Regions from separate parts of the Homo sapiens genome. Here regions 1 and 2 are each linked to region 3. The links are chromatin loops, found by intact Hi-C in ENCODE. Cell type or tissue: heart right ventricle. All regions are shown on one strand.

The links. A loop is a pair of places that touch in the nucleus more often than their neighbours do. Peaks named below come from ENCODE experiments on the same cell type or tissue, not always from the same donor. Only the 100,000 strongest peaks of a DNase experiment are listed, where the experiment ranks them.
Region 1: a loop joins it to region 3, with 2.7 times the contacts of the local background. A loop is called at or near these places in 14 of 110 quality-filtered maps.
Region 2: a loop joins it to region 3, with 6 times the contacts of the local background. A loop is called at or near these places in 12 of 110 quality-filtered maps.

What each region holds. Positions count from the first base shown.
Region 1 is chr22:27,330,558-27,333,057 of GRCh38, reverse strand. LOC102724900 (a long non-coding RNA gene) reads right to left here and starts at 1,718. Exons shown (of 5, transcript XR_430432.4): 1 at 1,586-1,718; 2 at 1,120-1,357. In heart right ventricle, a CTCF peak has its summit at 992; a DNase peak (open chromatin) is centred at 953; H3K27me3 peaks cover 1,773 bases.
Region 2 is chr22:27,879,576-27,882,075 of GRCh38, reverse strand. The region is part of intron 7 of PITPNB (phosphatidylinositol transfer protein beta); the gene reads left to right. Among named protein-coding and RNA genes, the nearest start is that of PITPNB, 38 kb to the left of the region's middle. In heart right ventricle, CTCF peaks have their summits at 1,085 (motif pointing left) and 1,956; no DNase peak of the experiment used is centred here; H3K27ac peaks cover 1,508 bases.
Region 3 is chr22:26,755,687-26,758,186 of GRCh38, reverse strand. All of the region lies in intron 2 of MIATNB (MIAT neighbor), which reads right to left. Among named protein-coding and RNA genes, the nearest start is that of MIATNB, 84 kb to the right of the region's middle. In heart right ventricle, CTCF peaks have their summits at 1,185 and 1,398 (motif pointing left); DNase peaks (open chromatin) are centred at 1,173 and 1,365; H3K4me3 peaks cover 444 bases.

The sequences.
Region 1 (2,500 bases), 570 kb before region 3:
TCTGACTCAAGGCCTGGCACAGTGTATCTCTTATAGCAGGTGCATAGTTAACATGCATTGGCTGATTTAATGCATGGTGCTCAGCAACATGGCACTGCAGCATGTTGCCAAAGTGTGTGTATGTATGTATTGTGTGCGTGTGTGTGTGTGTGTAATAGATACTATCATATACATATTAATATTCAGGGTAGACATATATAGTAGATAGTACATTATAGATAATATAATGTGTATATATGTATACACACACATGCACACATACACAGGGTAGAAAATTAGACTTTCCAATGGAGACGAAAGATAGCCAGCACTAGACTTGACCTCATGGGTTAGGGATTTTTGCCACAATCTTCCTCCTTGTCCTTCACCATTTATTTTTTTTCTTAACATTTATAAAGAAATAGGTTGAATTGTACCATTACTAGGGTCTCCAGCAGTTTTGCTTTCTATTCCAGTCTTTGGAGGAAGGTCATGAAAATGCTTACTTTTTCATGTTTTTTTTTTTTTTTTTCTGGCCTGGTCTCAAAAAATTTAAGACTCTTCGAGTTAATATAATAAAGTTAAAAAGAGATTGAGATAAATCAAAAAAGATGGAGAGAGAGAGACCGGGGATGGGGGGGAAAGAGAGACACAGAGAGAGAGAAATTGAGAGAACCAAGCAAGGCATCTCCTCCTGGTTGAAGTCTGGCGAGATGCTTATTTAACATTACAAGGAGGGTGAACAATTAGGACATCCTCTCCTTGTGCCTGCAGACTCCATCTCGGAGACTAATAGATATTTACTTAGTCCTGTCGGTCGTGCTGTGTTTAATATTTATCCATCACAGGAAGCTGCTGCATGTTAAATGTCAGCCTCTTGATTTCGACAGCTCGTGGCTACGCAGCTCACAGCTACAAGCAGGCAGAGTTGCACAAACAGCCCCAGCGGCCCCTGGCCTCAAGCCTGCCTGGCTTCCTGGCAAACCCATGCCCCGTGTCTGTGCAGTGCCCAGGACTGGCCACTTGGTGGGTCCCACAATCTCTGAGGGGTCCGACCCAAGGTCCTTGAGCTGGGTATTCTGTTTGGGGTGTCAGTTAATGCCAAGGACAGCAGGGCTGTGGCAGTGGGAGGGGACTTACCTTTAGCGGCTGATACATGCACCAGGGACCATGCCAGCTTCTGACCTCCACTCTCTCCTTACGTCTTCAGCACAGATACGCTCTACATTGTTCACTTCCCCTTCAGATTCTTTTTGCTCCCTGCTACCTTCAGCTACGCACCCCAGGAAGCTGACTTCAGTGGGCTGCATCCAGTTGTGGGGGTCTCCCTTGGCAGCTTCTGGCTGAGTTCAGCCAATAGAGAATCCCAGAAGGAGCTCTGCGGGTGGGACAAGAGAGAGATGAAGGCGTTTATTTCCCTATATTCTTCCCTGCAGAGTTGCTGCGGGCTGGCTTCTTCACTTGCCTGAAGGCGTCAGCTTCCCCTGCCAGGCAGCCCTTCCCTCAATCTCATTCTCCTTCTGTCTCTCTCTCTCTTTCCAGGTAATCCCACCCTACTTCACTCTTTCAGGCTTCGGGGTGCAAACAGTTCCCCACCGTTACTAACCCTTTGGTGGTGTTCTGTATCATCCCTAATGGCTTCTCTATACCCTGCTCCATCTTGATGACCAGCCCCTGGATCGAATAGTCTCAATTTGAAATATGCCATCTCTCTCCTGCGGGAATTCTCTCTATACATCCCTAAGAGGTAGTTATTGCTTCTTACATTTTACAGAAGACAAAACTGAGGCTCAAAGAACTTGGGTGGAGTTTATGACCTTGCATGAGATCATAAAGAAGTTATGGGCACAGCTGGGGTCTTTGGATCACCTGGTTGGTCAACTTTGCCTGACACCATCTAATCTACTGGCCACAGGTAGTGACCCCAGCTTGATTCTTCTCAAATGCAAATATGGCAATGCATATTTTGTTTGAAACTTCATTACTGTTCCTTCATCTGAATGATGACTTCTGACAACATTGGAATATAGTCCCAGCCCCCTCTTTGGCCACTGTCCACACACACACCATGTGTAATCTGCCCCCAGTCAAGGTAACCTGTGCAGAAGCAGCTGTTTGTTCTGCATGTCTCCAGGGGTCAGCATTGGGATGTTTCATAAGCTTAAGGTTTGGACTTAATAGCTATGAAAGTGAGTGAGCTCCCCATTACTGGAGGTATGCAAACAAAACAGATCAAGCATCTTTTTGTCAGGGAAGCCGGAGAGAAGATTCATACAACAGGTGCTGGTGGAGGGGGAATGAGATGATTCTGAACTGCTCACCATCAGATCATGATGGGGAGAGAATATTGAAAATGCAGGTTTCTGGGTCACACCCTTGAAGATTCTTATTCCATAGGTAGGTGTGAAGTTCAGACACCTACATTTTATATGAAAATGCCCCCAAAGTATTAACTGCAGATTTCCCACAACATCTGAGGTCCCTGCTAGCTCAGTAATCAGCCAACCCCAAGCCCATTTCT
Region 2 (2,500 bases), 1.1 Mb before region 3:
TTTGATCATACATTCTCTGAGACAATGCCCAGATGTTACATACTTGTGTAGATAGTCTTGGTAACACATGCTTTACTAAACTTCGTCATTGCACTCTCTAAATAATCTTTATAATATTAAAACTTTTTTCTTTTCAAAATGAAAAAGAATGATGGAACATGACCAGAAAAAGTTAAATATTGGTTGAAGCCATGTGAAGTTGTTAGTATTTGTAAGCTTTTGAGCTACAGAAATGACGTTTTCTTATGGGTCAACCTAATATATCCTCCAAATTAATTTTTGGTAGATGATACCCTAAATGGTCAGCAGTCCTTTTGGTTCTCTCTCACAGCTTTCAAGAAGCTCCTGTGTTTTAGATGTTACATTTGTTCCAACTGCTGCTGCTTATTTCCTAAGAAGGGCTTTCTGCTTCTTGGAGCTGTGCAGTGGCTACCCGGCTCTTTAGACCTGAAAAGAGCTTTTGTTTATTAGAAGTCTGTGGCTGAGATCCAGCCAGTCCTAGCCGGGCCTATGGTTGCCAAATGCTGCTTTGGTTGTTTTCTTCAGCATGAGCAGAGACACACTTGATCTCAGTAGAGTACCATGTCTTTTTGCTGTTAAAATGAACCTAGACGTTCATTTCTGTCTTAAAAATGTGTTACTTATCACTAGGGTGTGTGATCCAAAAACTCTTTATTATGTGTGCATAATAAAAACATGAGAATTGTGACCCAGCTCCTAACTCAAGATGAATGCATGTGATAGTAGCTTTCCTGAACTTAGGGAGAAAGCACCTCAAATACACGTTTTGTGGTAGCAGTGATTTTGCTTATGCTTAAGAAATTTCTGTTTGCCAAACGCCTGTCTCATCTTGCCTTTACTGTGAAACAGACTGTTGTCAAGGTCTTTTGTAGTAAGTTAGAGATTTTTCCCCCATCTTCAAAGAAGATATAAATAAATGTAGGCATGTTTTCTATTAAAAAGAAATGTGAAAATGTTTCCTACATTATTCCACTGCCTTACATGGTCACACACTTTCAGATCATTTCCAGTAGTAGATTTAGAGAATGTCCACTATATTCGAAGGCATGGTTGGATAGTGCCCTCTTGTGGGAAAACAACATATTGCTTATGTCGTGCTTGCTTAAACATTAGCAAGGATTTTAAAATTTTATTAACTGGGTGCAGTGGCTCACGCCTGTAATCCCAGCAGTTTGGGAGGCTGAGGCAGGCAGATCACCTAAGTTGGGAGTTCGAGACCAGCCTGACCAACATGGAGAAACCCCCTCTCTACTAAAAATACAAAATTAGCTGGGCATGGTGGCATGTGCCTGTAATCCCAGCTACTCGGGAAGCTGAGGCAGAAGAATCGCTTGAACCTGGGAGGCGGAGGTTGTAGTGAGCCGAGATCGTGCCATTGCACTGTAGCCTGGGCAACAAGAGCGAAACTCCATCTCAAAAAAAAAAAAATCGGTGTGTACAAGCATGTTTTGTACAAAATGCTTTTTCACTAGAAACCATTATTAATTTAAGGTTTATTCCTAATTTCTTCCATGTTTTAAAAGTAAAAAGGCGGGGAGGGTAATGGAGGTGATGGGGGTGTGAATAGGATTTGCTCTAGTTCCTTGGGTGGGGGATAAAATTCTCTGAGAGTCAGAAAATGTTTTTGAGCAGCTCATGGCAGATATTTGTAAAGAAATAAGCATAAACAGCTCCAAGTCAAGTTTTTACAGTGCATTTCTTATAAAAGCCCCTTTTCAGCCATGTAAACTCTTTTTTAAGGAAGGCTCCCTAGGCTGAGAGGGAGCAAGCGTCCCTTCAGGTACTTGAGTCTAATCAAATGGTAGAATGTAAATCACATTTTTTCAATAAAGGATCATGGTTGGCTTTGGTGTCAGACAGGGCAGCATCTGAGTCCTGGCTCTTCTGCTCAGTGATGGTGGACTCTGGCAAAGAATTTCACTTCCCTGCCCCTAGTGGTGGTGATAGTCCAGTACCTTTATTTCAAGTTTTTGAGCATTAACTGGGAGAATGTGGGGGCCTGACACATAAGTGTGTGCTTCAAAATGGTAGCAGGAATGATGTTGCTTATTGGATTTTGTTCTTACTTTAAAAAAATGTTTAATTTTTTTCATATTTTAACTTTTTCATGTTGAATATTTGTTAACTTAATGCTAATGGACTAAATGGAATCTTGGGACTTAGAAGCTAAAGGCCAAATCATGGACTAACATTCAGAGTGAGAGAGGGCTCACTCTGAATTTTTACTAGGGTGTTTTCCCCCATTTCAGTTTAAGGAAATTGATATAATATGTTCAGTGATTTACTGTCATTTAAGGAAACATGCCTTTTTGTAAATAAAACTTTTCTAAATGTATCACTTACATTTCAGGTATATGCAGTATAATTTTAAAATATGTAATGTTTAACAAACACCTTTATGGAATTAACTTGTTAAAACTCATTTCATTGGTAGTAGAGTTTGAAATATCTTCATTTTTAAGTGTTATAATATATAAAC
Region 3 (2,500 bases):
TGCTGGGATTACAGGTGTGAGCCACCGCACCTGGCCAATCAACCCATTTTTTAAAAAATGAGCAAAGGATATGAATAAGTATTTCTCTCCAAAGAAGATATACGAATGGCCAGTAAGCAAATGAAAAGATGTCTGACATCCTTGGTCATCAGGGAAGTGCAACTCAAAACCACGATGAGATACACTTCCTACCCCCTAGGGTGGCTAGAATCAAAAAGGCAGATAGTAGCAAGTGTTGACAAGGATGCAGAGAAACCCAAATCCTCATACACTGCTGGTGGGAATGTAAAATGGTATAGCCACTCTGAAAACAGTCTGGCAGATATTTGAGCAGTTAAATATCATGTTACCATACGATCTGGCAGTTTCACTGCAAGGAAATTGAAAATATCTATCCGCATAAAACCTTTTCACAGCATTATTCATAGTAGCCAAAAAGTGGAAACAATGAGCAAATGAATCAATAAAATGTGGTATATCCATACAATGGAATATTATTCTGCAATAAAAAGGAATGAAGTACTAATGCACATTGCAACATGGGTGAACCTTGAAATTATACTAAGTGAAATAGGCCAGGCACAGAAGGCCACATGTTACATGATTTCGTTTGTATGAAATGTCGAGAATCTACACAGATAGAGAGTAGATTAATGATTGACAAGGGCTGGAGGGATTGCTAACAGATAGAAGATTTCTTTGGGAGAATTTACTAAAATGCTGTAAAATTGAATTGTGGTGATGGTTGCAGAACTATGTGAACATACAAAAAAAAATTGAAATGTATACTTTACATGTGTGAATTCTATGGTATGAGAAGTCTAGTCTCAACAAAGCTGTAAGAAAAAAAAATTCCAACTCTATCAAACCCCAGAGCTGTGTGTTCTTAGAATAAAGGTTTCCCAGCTTCAAGTCTCAGTTTCCTCCTCTGCAGGATGGGCTAATAAGCCACATCACCTTGCATGAAAATCAAGGAGACAGCACAGCTGGGGCCCAGCACGTAGTAGGCCTCACTCCGCACGAGGTTCCTTCCGCAGAGGGGAAGGGAATGGGGGTTGCCCAAGTAGGGCGCACGGCCAAGGCCATGGCTGGTCCTGGACGGCCAGACGGACTGGACGGAGGAGGAGGCTCACCGCCCATGACATAATGTAGATGGATGGCTCGGGCCATCCGTCAGGCTGGGAGCGGGTGGCCGGGGAGGAGGCCGTGAGGGAGCCCATTACCGTACACGTGTTAACAGCGCATCCTTTGTACAGACAGCCGCGCGGGCGCGGGCCAGGGCCGCTCCCCACATTGTCTGGGCGCCGCGGCCGCGCGGTGATGAATGGGCCGCGCGCGCCCGGCCGCCCCCGCCGCCGTCAGGATACCACGGGCAGAGGGCGACACCTCGTGGCTGTTTACAGAACTGCGGGCTACCAGGCGGGCACAGAGGGCGCAGGTGGGCCCCCCGCGACTTGCCTTTAGTGGGAAGCTCAAGATACTCTGTGTATAACACTTAGCACAGAGCCTGGTGCGTCGTAGGCCCTCAAGAAATCCAGATCATAATTACAACCACCTTTATTTTCAAGGAAAAAAAAAAAACAGGCTAAATGAGGTTCAGAAACGGGGTGAGGGCCAGGCGCGGTGGCTCGCGCCTTGTAATCTCAACAATTTGGGAGGCCAAGGCGGACGAATCACACCTGAGGTCAGGAGTTCGAGACCAGCCTGGCCAGCATGGTGAAATCTCATCTCTATTAAAATACAAAAATTAGCCGGGCTTGGTGGCGGGCGCCTGCAATCCCAGCTACTTGGGAGGCTGAGGCAGGAGAATCGCTTGAACCCGGGAGGCGGAGGTTCCAGTGAGCCGAGATTATGCCACTGCACTCTAGCCTGGGCGACACAGCCAGACTTCATCTTAAAGAAAAAAAGAAAGAAAGAAAAGAAACGAAAGGAAATGGGGTGAGGTTACCAAAAACTGGGTAGCAAATAATTTTTTAGTATATCAAAGATCTCTAGGGGATAGATTTATCTTTTTTAAAAAAAATCACTCATTATTCATCTGAAATTCACTTTTAACTGGGAATGCTGTGTTTTTGCGCTTGTGTTTGCAAACCTGGCGACCCGATAACTGGGTGCCTTTGGACACAGCATTCCACCTCTCTGCTTCTGTAAAATAAGAGAAGCAAGACTCTATCCCTACACGTTTACAACAATAACTACAGGACTGTTGTGCAGATTAAGTGAGAGGATACAGGTAGTGAATATAAAGCCGGTCAGGGTTAAAGTTGCCATGTCCCTGATCACACCTATTTGCAGAGTTTAGGAAAGAAAAGGAGTCCAATAGCCACTAAGTTTAATGTGACTCCAGGCCTTTGTATGCTCTGTGTCCTGCTCCTGGATGACCCTCCCCTCTCTAATGACTCCTGAAGGTTCTCTCTGACGCTCTTCTTCCCAAATCGTAATCCCAACACACATTTCCTTGGAGCTCTCATCTATTTCATCTCAGACCCCTGCCTCTACC